Regions from separate parts of the Mus musculus genome. Here all the other regions are linked to region 1. A link is a loop called in an ENCODE intact Hi-C map of the cell type or tissue named here. Cell type or tissue: left cerebral cortex. All regions are shown on one strand. Region 1 has its middle 120 kb from the start of Sstr1. Region 2 has its middle 72 kb from the start of Sstr1. Region 3 has its middle 11 kb from the start of Gm30687.

Region 1 (4,000 bases):
CATCTCTAGTGGTCTGGAATTATCCCTCAAGTGCCAATTACAACTAAAACGATAAGATCTTTACATAAGAATTGAAATCTTATTTTTCTGTGAACCTTGCAGCTATATGCTGAGCTACTGGCTGTGACTGTCTTAAATATCCAAATTATTTCCCATTTAGATAACTGTAAACCACACTCCTAACATTCCTCCCACCCTCCCTCCTTCCCTCCCTCCCTCCTTCTCGTGTGCTTTCTTTTGTCTTCCCCACTTCATTTCCTCCATTCTTGCAGTTGTTCAAGTCAGAAAGCTGCTGGTTAACTTCAATTCCTCTTTCTGTACCACCCTCAGCTTTAAATCAAGCTCTCTCTTCTCTGACTCTATTGCTTAAATGAATCTCCAATCCAACGACCTCCCTCCATCTCTACCATGATCACCATCTCTCTCTGGATCAGTCCTACAGTTTCTACTAGGTTTTTTGTTTTTGTTTTTGTTTTGTCGTTGTTTGTTTGTTTGTTTGTTTTTTGGCTTCCAATCTGATACTTAAAACATTTTTATCTCAAAGAATCCATTGTTATGTTATCAAATCTCATACCCCCACCTGCTTAATAAGATCATATTGCTACACTCTCAAAGCCCAGACTCCTTAATAGCTCTAAGGACTCTTTGTGAGCTTCCCCCTGATTATCTATGCTGCCTCAACCCTCACTTCTTGTCACCCCCATTTCAGATTCCAATCATGAGCAGTGCCTTTCTGTATCTGGATATAGTCTGCTCTCTCATCTCTGCCTTATAAAGCACACTGCCTGTGTTGTTCTGTCCGCATGCAAACCCGTGTGCAGTTTATGCCTACCAACCCTCAGTCTCACCCTTTTCTTCTGTTAAGCCATCCAGAGCAACTCTCTATTGTATGGGTCCTTACAGCACTCTGCATGGTTCCTCAACACAGATCAAACTCTATCAAAATTATTTGTTTATAAGTCTACATTATTTGACTATTTAGTAGTATGAGAGGAAAAAAAAATTTCTACTTTCTTGTTTACTCTTGTACTCTAGCTCAGTATGTGACATCCTATGTAAACGTATGTAATAGCTCACTGAGGAATTATCCCGACCCTGAAAATAGCCAGAAGTTTGTGAGGGAGTAGTAGGTACACTTCTGAGCAGCAGAAAGGAGAGAAATACAGGAGCTGGGCCATGCTTTGATAATCCTAGCTACTTAGGAAGATGAGGCAGGACAATCACAAGTTTTAGATCATCCTGGAGGACAAAACAAGGAAACAGAGGCAGGAGGAAGAAAAGAGAGGAAGGGGGGGAAAAAAGAGGAGAGGAGGAGAGAAAAGAATTCAGTCAGAGTGAGAAGCAGATTCTTAAAAGAGTGGAACACAAACACATCATAAACTGAGATGCTCTATGGCTGTGCACGGGAGAAAATAAGATGCTCTTCAAGTTACTTAGACTTAGAAAAAGATAAAAAGTAGTTGTGTTTATTCTGGTTCTTCCACTGTGAGCTCAACTTAAGAGAGACCGTCTTGTCCCTGTCACAGAAGAAAAAGGCAAGTGTAGACAGCCTCCTCTCTCATCCTTGGAAGAACTTTGCAATATTTTTGCTTTTATCTCAAATTGCTGAAAGTGGACCTCAAGGTGCGCCTAAAGCTGTCTGTGTGTCATTTAAGGACACTGCCTTTGCATTTCGAAATGTATCCAAACGAACATCATCACTATGGATGCAGGCATGACTGAAGGCTGCTATAAGTCTGGAAGAAAATTAATGATCTGGTACTTGTCGGGAACTTTCTTCCTATAGCTGAGATTTTAGAGGCTGAAACTGTCTGCAGATCTATTTTTCTACCCCTTCTTCTTATGTCAAATAGAATCCCATGCATGAAAAAAGAGAGTAGTTTTTTTATCCCATCTCCTCAGAAACTCCCTGTGGGAGGAAATGATCCTCAAGGAAGATTTTAGTGTGACATATGGAGACTTTTACACCTTCAGAGCTATATAAAATGAGAGCTGCCTCACAAGTATGGATTCAATTCACTTTCAGCAGAAAAGGAGACGTGGGTCTCAGTTTGAGGTTATAATTTTTTTGGGTAGAAGGGACAGGACAACCTCTGAGTTCTAGTCTGATTATAAAATTCTATGATGTAATCTTTCTTGATGACTCAGAGGAGACTGGTGAATGCAAATTGACACAGTGCACAGCATATTGAAGCAGTGAGATACCTAGGGCCATGAGCTGAGTTCATCTGCATTTTCTTATGCACCATTGCACCATTGCTTCCGACAGCCTGGTCTTTGTTGTTAGTTTGCAGTCTTGTCTGCTAATCCTGTTCATATCTCTGCCCAGGTTGGTCAAGTAGCACATTAAACATCTTTCCTCATCTGAGTGGAAATCTTTAGAGCTCAAGAAACTGTGTACATTAGGGCTTGTGTAGACTGTATGCGTTACAGTTTTAACTTTAGAATTCTGTAAGCGCAGCAACTAATTAAAGCTAGGTGAACCATGGCCAGTTACTTCTCAGAATGGTACTCCTGACAGGGAATTAGAGGAGGGAAATCAGCAAAAACAATGTATAAAAATGCCATAATAAAGCTCATTACTTTGTGTGCTAATTAAAAGCAAATTTTCAAAAGAACTGCTGGCCTTTATAGACTGTAACAATACAGTAAAGATTCTTGCCCTGTGAACACCTTAAACCTGACCTACAGAGTATGCCCTGCTTTGAGTACAGTATCCCGTGCTATATACCTCCTGTGGTTTGAAATTTAACTTAGAAATGCTTCGTCCTCAGTTAAACTTTCATTTAAATTTCTCTTCTATGAGGCTTTCTTAGGGTATCACTAACCATTCCTCTCATGAGTTCTTCAATAGAACTTTTAATATATTAGCACAAATATATATTCCCCATAATCTTAGTTAACTCTGAGATTTTTCTGAACACTAACTTTGTTCTAGATCTCAAACCACAAATGTGCCATAGATTCCTACTGTGGTTACATGTAGACACTCATGAACACACCCTCCAACATCCAGAGTAAATTTTAAATATTTTATATTGTAGCCTATTTTGAGAAAACTATTTTGAGAGGCCATATTTTAATGACAGCAATGTGCTAGGTTTATTGAATTTCACTGCCAACAGAATCATAAAGTAAAATCTAGCAGAGATTTTTCAGGTGCAAAATAATTTGTAACTCTAGAGGACATTTGTGTACTAGACATGGGCTACCATTAGCACATCAGTCAGAAAATATATGTAACTTTTTTCCATCATCAGACTTATCAATTATTATTCAAAGAGACATTTAACACAGAACAATTATTAATTGAAGTCTGTACATATAACTTTGTCTGTTGAGACAGTCTTCTCCTGTATCTAGGTTGATTCGTTGATGCCTGAGTTTGAAGCCCTCCTGCTTTAGCAATCTGAAACATGGATTTTAGGCAAGTTTTTTTTTTAAAGCTGTTTAAAGTCACTTATACAAATGGGTATATCATTCAGGGTACATTACTGGGTTATAGACAAAGATTACAAAGATAGAGGAGTGCTCTTTGAAGAAAGACCCTTACTGATAACTGGAGAGAGTGAAAAGGCAGCTCAGTAGCACAGGTTTTAGGAACAGTTCTCTGAGTGTCTCATATTTCTGCATGGAGAGATTTCATCTTCCAAAGCTGCTTCCAATAAAGATATCCTTGAAGAAACTATCTAGAAGAAGGAACAACAGCAACCAGTGTGTCTCTGTATAGACTATGTAAGTCTTGGCAAGTCTTAACTGCTCAGCTCTAAAAAATATTGAAGGTAAACCAAGAGCTGAAGCCATAAGGAATAGTTCTCTTATGTCACTCTATCGGCTCTCAAACAATATATCTGACCGTATATGATTGTACATTTTCATACCTGACAAAGGCATGGCTGAGAATTCATGTGATAGTTATTGGCACCTGAAATATTTTTGACCATTTTTATAGGCAGAAAGACCAGATAAAAGCTATTTGTGCCCCATTGCACCCACCTTT
Region 2 (4,000 bases), 52 kb before region 1:
TTTCTGGTTGTTGTCTCTATATATTATCGGGAAGCTGCACCCATGAAACTCCAAAAATATGGTCACCTAAGTAAGACACACATAATGACATGGCCAGTTGACATGCCAGTGTAGATGGAGGAAATTTTATAGGACTCTACCCCTAGATTAAGAATTGTAGCCAATGAATGCTTGCTAAAAGATGGAGACAGGGTCTTCTGCAGGGATGAGCTATTGCCTACACCCAAGTGAACAGCCTTAAACATGTGTGTGCGCATATGTATAAACATATATAGTATAAACATCTATATGTCCATATATACCAATATATATGTAGCACTAAAAAGACTCAGTAGGTTATGTGTATATGTGTTTTTGTGCAAGTGTGTATACACATGTTTGTGCCTATGAATCAATAATAACTAAAGATAAAATCATGAATTGAGAGGGAGAGGGAACACAGGAGAAATTAAAGTGGATAGGAGAAGGATATAAGTCATGCAAACACATTGTACACATTGAAAATATGCAGGAATATATTTTAGATTAATTAAAAATAAAGTGTTAATGTTAACTTGCAAATTGAAATGTTCCTTAGGACAACTATCTTATGCCTTCTGCTTGAAGATCTTGGTCATTTCCATGCTTTAAGATATAAGGGACTGAGAAGTGCTCATCACCCTCATCCACCCTGGGAACTGCAAATAACAACCAGTTGCACTTCTCTGGTGGCTTTGCAATCTAAAATTTAGGTAGTCTTCATTTCAGAGCAGCTGTGGGAACTTTTTAAGGAGCTGACAAAGCTCTGATCCATTCTCTTTCCTGAGCTATTGTACTTGGGTCACCAAGGTAACATCCTTGCAGCTGTCTCCAACCCATCTTCTCTCATTTTGGCGTAGCATCATTAGCTGCTGATCACTCTTTTGGACAGGATGAGTCCACAGGCAATGACTTTCCTCCAATCTCTTCTAAAGCTAAAGGAGGAAAAAAATTACCATTTTTTTCATTTGTGCTTAATTGGCACATAATTAGACATATTTATGAAGCATATCACTTTAATATATGTATTAGTTTTTTATGAGGTCAGCCTGGTATGCAAAAAAATTGACATTAGCAAGGATTACATAAGGAGACACTCTCAAAATAAATAAACAAATCAACAAATAAATAAGAAAGAAAAAATAAGATAGAAAATGCTTGCCCTAGGGGGTCTTAGGTCTTCTGTAGGTGTGTACTCACTTGCTGCTTATTAGTAATATCATATAAACATGGGCTTTGTGGTCTGGTTTTTCCTAACTTGGATAATCTCTTATAGTTATCTCCAGAAGAAAGCATCAAAGGCTAATTCTGGAAATCTTAATTTTTAAAACTGTAATTGATTATAGAACTAATAAATACTCATGGCGAGAATATAGAGTTGCCAATAGACAGAACTCAGATTTTAAAGTTTAGAGCACTATGCTAGAAACTATTCAAATGTCCAACTAATGGAGAAATGCCACTTCAGATAATTCAAATTTCATGTGAACTTTGTTCCATATATTATTAAAAACAGGACAGGGATTAAATACACAAAGAAGTGAGCATTTTTTCCTGATAAATATCAACTAAAAATCACACAGCATGACTCTTGTCTGTGATATGGATCATAAAATAAATAATTAAAAATGGGTTACTTATAATACAAAAATGCTTGTTTGTATTTTCATAGAAATTAGTTTATTTAGTTATCCAGAGTTCTTCAGAGAAACATAACCAATAGGAAATATATATATATATACATAAATGATACATACACATACGCTCTACACACATATACATATATATATATATATATATATATATATATATATATATATATATATATATATGTAAATAAAACAATGAGATTTGTGACAAGGAATTGGCTCACATGATCACAGAAATTGAGAAGTCTCAAGGTTTAATTGTCACACTTGAAACCAGTGGGCCGACAGTGTAGTTTCCAGCTACAACCAAAGTACAGAGAAGCAAGGAAGTCAGCCAAATCAGTGCTCCCATGATCAAGATCTGAGAAGTCCAAAGATAGTAAAGGACAGATGTCCCAGCTCTAGTAACCAGAGCCAAAATGAATTTATTCTTCTGCTTAGCCTTTATGTTTTATTGGATGATACACCCACCCAGACACACACAGACAGCAATCTACTTTTCTCTGTCTACTGATTCAAATGTTAATCTCAACCAGAAAAACCCACAGATATACTCAAAATAGTGCTACACCAAATGCCTGGCCACTCAGTTCCTCAGGGAAGCTGACACATGAAATTAACCCTCACACTTATGAAGAACATACAAGCAAGTAATCTTTCTTAATATGATCAGATGCACTTAAAGATAATATAGAAGATGGTATTTTTGCTAATTGATCTGTTTTAAATTGATTGGGAACCTTATTGCTTGCCTGTTTGTTTGTTTGTTTGTTTAGGCAGGGTATCATGTGTATCCCTTCCCTGAATCCAACTATGTAGACTTGGTTGGTATCCAGCTAATAGAGATCTACCTCTCTCTACTTCCTGAATGATAGAATTAAAGGTCTGAACTAACCAACCCAGGGCTTGCAAAGACATATCATTATTTTAAAAATTAGGGATTTAGAGAAACGATCCAGCGGTTAGGAATGCTTTCTCCCTTTGTAAAGTCTCCAGTTCCCAGCACCTACCTGGCAGTAATTACAGTTCCAGGGAATCTGATGGCATTTTCTGGTATCTATAGGCACCAGACATCCATCTTGTATACATGCATATATGTAGGTCCTCATGCATACAAATAAAAAATAAAAATCTTGTTAACTAAAATATTTTGTTACTTAGATACCAACCCACTTATTGATAGAAAAAATATTTGAGTGTTAGCACATACCAGAAATACATTTATTATAATCCTAAATTAGTCGAGCCTTAACTATGACAAATTGATTGTTTCATTTAGCATACTCTGGGTCCATGTTTATTTTAATAACAAAGATTGAAGCTAGAGTTAAGTTAGAGAGCAGAACTATGCTTCATTTAACATTTCTGTCCTAACAGTTCTCTACCCTCTTTTTGTGCCAGTAATTACAAGACATTCATGTCCAAGTTTGAAACAAGATTCAAATGTCAAACAAATACAAATGCATTACTTTATTTTTTGAGTAAAAGTTAGATGAAATGTTCTTACATCAAAGTAAGTCACTAATAATTTTTCAATAGCATGATTTGTTATGACGTGACTTGAAGTAACCTTTGTATAATTGTACAAAACAAGAAAGCAAGGTTGTCCTTAGTTGATTGTGTGCTGCTACAAAAACATAAGACTGGACATTTAAAAGAGTAGGAGTGTGTTTCTTAGTCACAGAGTCTGGGAAGTGCAAGGCCAAGGGGACTTTCTCCTTCATCCAATGATGTAAGGTAAAAGGAAAGCAAGAGTAGGGATGCAAACAGGAGAAGGAGGGAAAGGAAGAGGGAAGAAGAAGGGGATAAGAGATGGAGAACAATTTAGTGAATGAGCACCCCACTCCTGGGATAGCTAACCAGTTCCCATGGTAACCTTTAATGCACTCCTGTGAGCATACCCTCAAGATTTAACCACATCCTACAAGTCCTACCTCTCAAGAATATTGCAATGAAAGATTAAGACTTAAATACGTGAAATTCAGGATATACATCCAAATAGCAGTGAGTCTAAACCAGCTGATTAATTATAATTCAAGATCTCTTTACATAACACTAGCATATTCCATGAACATTAATGTCCAATACATCTATTGATTGCTTTTACCTTGTGCATGAGAGTGACTATTAACAAATCATCTTAATAGTTGTCTAAAGTGGATACTTTTCAAAGACATAGAACATCCTAATCACTGAATAAAACAAATGGCATTTGATGAGGTTCTGAGATTATACTCAATACCTATTCTATAGTAAACTCAACTAAAAGGAGTTTTGTTTGTAAAACTGATAATTAAAGAAAATATCAGGCTTGCAATTATAACATATCTGTG
Region 3 (4,000 bases), 340 kb before region 1:
TCTTTCCTGGGAACCACACTGAGTATGTGACTGAACCTGTAGGGCAACTGGACACCTGAAATGGAAACTGGACTGACCAGCTCATCCCTTCTCCAGCAAAGCTGGCCACGTCTTATTAACTCCAAGATCCATAATCCATGAACTTCATAACCTGGAGGCCACTGGTCAGTGAAAGTTTACATGACAATGTTCATTAAGCACCTTGGCTTCTGACTTCAAAGTACATCCAAGAGCCAAGAAAGGTCCTGTCATTTTCATAAACACTGGATATCCACGTTATCACTTGTAGGACACACAATCGTCTGTGTGGCATCCTCTGTAACCCCACAGTTTTAAACTGTCAGCAGAATCAAGCTTTCCATTTGCCTGGGTTTTGGTAGTCATAACTCCTAAAGAAGGTTAGAGTATAAACTTTATTTGTGCCATTCCATGCACGTTAGCTATTGAAAGCCTACTGTGTTGGTTGGATAGGGACATCATAAGGATTTTGTACAATCCTGTTATTACAAAAAGTAATATTTTTTAAATTAGTTGGTTATTTTATTTGGGGGATGAGAATCAGATGAATCAGGATAGGGAAAACAGCAGTTCTCATCTGTATGACAGTGACTTCGTCTCTGTGTATTTATTTATAATGGTCAGGGGGCAGAGCTTATAGAATCCTGTCTTACACCAAAGGGAGAGAGAGAGCTGAGAACATTTTTATTTTAACACTCATTCTTCATCATTTCCCTGGGGGCATTTTCATTTCAAATGGTTCATTCCTCTCAGAGCCCCCGTGTCGCCTTAGAAAAAGCATTCACCTTGGGGGTGGAGAGACTCTGCACTGAATCTGATGCAACTCTTTTTCTGGCCATGGAATTTTTAAATGAACTCAGAGGATGGATGGTATTTTGCATTTTATTACCTTATGTTCCACATTTCATGCATAATCCAAATCTCTAAAATGTATTTGCGGTAAAGCACCCTTCCTACATGGAGTGTCCTTGAATAGCACCGAGTGTGCCATCAGGGTTCTAATGCGTGTATCTGAGGCCAAGTCTGAAAGCCAAGAGGAGTCACAGTAGTATTACTGTACGCAAGGATAGACTCTTAGTTGGATTTTATCATAATTTTAGTTAAAAATATGGTCAGACTAATCAAAATCCATATTCTTCATTGCTCTAATGCATCTTTTCTGTCTGTCGCCCCTTTCCATGAGACGCTGACCTGCACTACTTCTGTTCCTGGGCTGCTTGGCCCAGGCTTCTTATAACCATGAGGACAGGCAAAGACCTAACACAAATGGAGTGCGGGGGCTGCCTAGGGGATGGGAAAGCGATTTCTGTCACGGAAGATCACCATTTGTCTTCTTATACCTCTGACTCAGCTGTCAGTCTCACATGATCTCTGGTCAGTGGACAGACAGGGAAAGTGGGGCCCAGCACACTCTTGTGGGGAGCTCTTAGCTTCCTTGGTGCTAACTCTACAGGAAGTGATAAATCTCCAAAGTATTTTTAATGCTTGTAATGGAAGAAAAAACACTTCAGCAGATTTTTTGAGAGACACAGCTTGTGAACTAGAATCTAACATAGCTCACTGGGGCTGTAAGGCCTCTCTGCTTTTCTCTAGGCGGCAGGGCACTTTGGGGTGGAATGGAACCTTCACTAAGCATCTCACAGTGAGCTCTGGACTCATGGTGCTCTGGGCTCACAGTGCTCTGGGCTCACAGTGTGTGCTGTCTGGGTTTCAGAGCTCTGGGTTCACAGTGCTGTCTGGACACTGGGATTTTGTTGCAAATGAGTCTGTTTGGCAGACAGTGTTGTTAGCTTTGGCGTTATGCCTCATAAGAAGCCTTATTTTCATGGAAAAATCAATTTATTGACTTACAAAAATGTTCTTGAATCTGGCATCATATTTTGTCACGTCTTCTGTTTTAATTGTAGAAGAAAGTATGTCCCTTCCCCGCCCCCTGAGGGCTGGAGATCAAGTCCAGAAAATGTCTGCCAATTAGACAAATTCTTTTTACTATCTCTAGCCCACCTAGAATTGTTCAGTCTATGTTTCTCAGTGATTGACTTGAAATATACTTAGTCATCTACTCTTTACATTGGCCTCCTTTATGAACAGGTTTACAGCTAAGGCATGCTAACTTTAACCCTCATTTGTTCCCTGCCCCCTGAGACATTTTACACAGATTTTATACTTTAGGGATTATTAATTTCTTTTATAGATTCATCTATTATTTTATCCATTTTAAATATCCTTTAATTTTGTATCTAGGAAAGATCAGCTCCTTCATACTATCTAACTTCACCATTCGCTTCTCTAGCCAACAGCAATGAATTTTATTATTTCTACATGGCTTTAGACTAGGGCATTTGCATTCTAGTCTACAACAAAAAATTTTCATATTTGTTTTTTAAATTCTGAGGCTAAGCGGATTTTCTGTTCACAGTCAGGCTTTTGCTCTGGAAAGCAGAAGCACTTTTTCTTACAAATTTTTAAGAGCCTCAGCAAACGTACATCTATTTCATGTTGCAAAAGGTCTGTTTTCTGTCTTTACATCTAATCTATGTGTTGACTAGACACATAAATCTCCGTTTGCTCTTTCTTTGAGGACTTTATAGGCATTGATTTCCTGCCTTTAGGGGACTAGTGGTAGATTTTTATGTTTTAGCACACACTTATCCAGAAACTGACCAGAAAAGTCAGCTCAGGAATTTCTCCAAGGGAAATGCAAATATGTGCCCCGCAAACCCTGGGATATGAATATTCATGGACGCTTTATCACCACTAGCCCAAGACAGGTGATGAACTAAATGTGTAACATCAGGCTGGGCGAACAAGCAGCCATGTTTTTTTTTTTTTTAATTTAATTGAACTTTTTTTTTTTGCAATTAGAGGGAATAATTCAGGGTATGTACATCAACACATATGAATTTCATGGGCATCATGTTCACAAAAGGAGGCTGACATAACAGTGGTTAAATGGGTTATTTCTCCAAAAGAAAGGGTGCTACATTAGGACTCTGAACATTTGGGAGTCAAACCTTGGTATGTAAGGCAAAACAAGAAGTGTAACTTTTGTTTTAGTGACTTTGTCCAATATACTGAATCAAATATTGTTGGATTTTTATGTTTATATTATCTGCTAAAGAAGAATATGTTGAATTATTTTTGAGACTGTTATTTGAACTCCCAGACTCCAGATATTTCCTTACCTGTATGTGCTGCAGCATGGTTGAGAGTTTTGATATTCATATAAACAAATATCAGTCACACATTATAGCATTTGTAATTTGTTAGCTGTGCTTGCCAATGGCCTTGGTTTTAACCTATTTGTTTCTATTTCTAGTGTTTCTTAGTATTTCTATTCTAAGAAAGAAGAGGTTAGGGTTCATAGTGAATAGGCAAAGTTACATCAAATCCACCAATTGAATTCATTATTCATTGTTTAAGCATTCATTACACCTCACTTTGCATTTATTAAGTAAGTGTTGGGTGTTTATCTTAGAAGTGTATATACTCCCACTAGTTTGTTTTCTTAACTTTACTGCATCTTGCTACTTTTTTATGATATGAGATAGATTTGAAAAGTTCCTATTCTTCACAAGGGAACTTAAAGTAGCCTCTGATTAGTATGTTTGCCTCTATATACTGAGTTCTTTTCTTCTAATAAGATTTCCTTTCATAAATGAAATAGAGGCTCATGGAAGACAGATCTTGGAGAAAAAAGGGACATACAGTAGATTCTTCTTATCCACTAGGATGTATTCTACTTCCTCAGTCAGTGTCTGAAATCCAACCTCTGTATGTGTTGTGATTTTTCTTCTGCATGCAAGCCTGTGATATGGTAATATTTGTTAAAAAAAAAAAGCCAAAGTAAAACATTACCAGTAATAATTGACCAGAGATATTAATAGCCTCAATGTACATTTTTATTTTTATTTTTTAATAAACATTTTTCTCAGTCAAGGACTTCCTTATTTTCAGTTATTTCAGGGTGTCATTTATGGCT

What was found. Hi-C counts contacts between places; a loop is a spot of excess contacts. Peaks named below come from ENCODE experiments on the same cell type or tissue, not always from the same donor. Only the 100,000 strongest peaks of a DNase experiment are listed, where the experiment ranks them.
Region 2: a loop joins it to region 1, with 6 times the contacts of the local background. A loop is called at or near these places in 2 of 42 quality-filtered maps.
Region 3: it touches region 1 in a loop (10-fold over the local background); 2 of 42 quality-filtered maps call a loop at or near these places.

The regions. Positions count from the first base shown.
Region 1 is chr12:58,085,512-58,089,511 of GRCm38, reverse strand. No RefSeq gene overlaps it. Among named protein-coding and RNA genes, the nearest start is that of Sstr1, 120 kb to the left of the region's middle. In left cerebral cortex, no CTCF peak of the experiment used is centred here; a DNase peak (open chromatin) is centred at 2,001; H3K27ac peaks cover 1,868 bases.
Region 2 is chr12:58,137,401-58,141,400 of GRCm38, reverse strand. No RefSeq gene overlaps it. Among named protein-coding and RNA genes, the nearest start is that of Sstr1, 72 kb to the left of the region's middle. In left cerebral cortex, no CTCF peak of the experiment used is centred here; a DNase peak (open chromatin) is centred at 2,079.
Region 3 is chr12:58,423,912-58,427,911 of GRCm38, reverse strand. No RefSeq gene overlaps it. Among named protein-coding and RNA genes, the nearest start is that of Gm30687, 11 kb to the left of the region's middle. In left cerebral cortex, no CTCF peak of the experiment used is centred here; DNase peaks (open chromatin) are centred at 877 and 1,530; H3K27ac peaks cover 2,230 bases.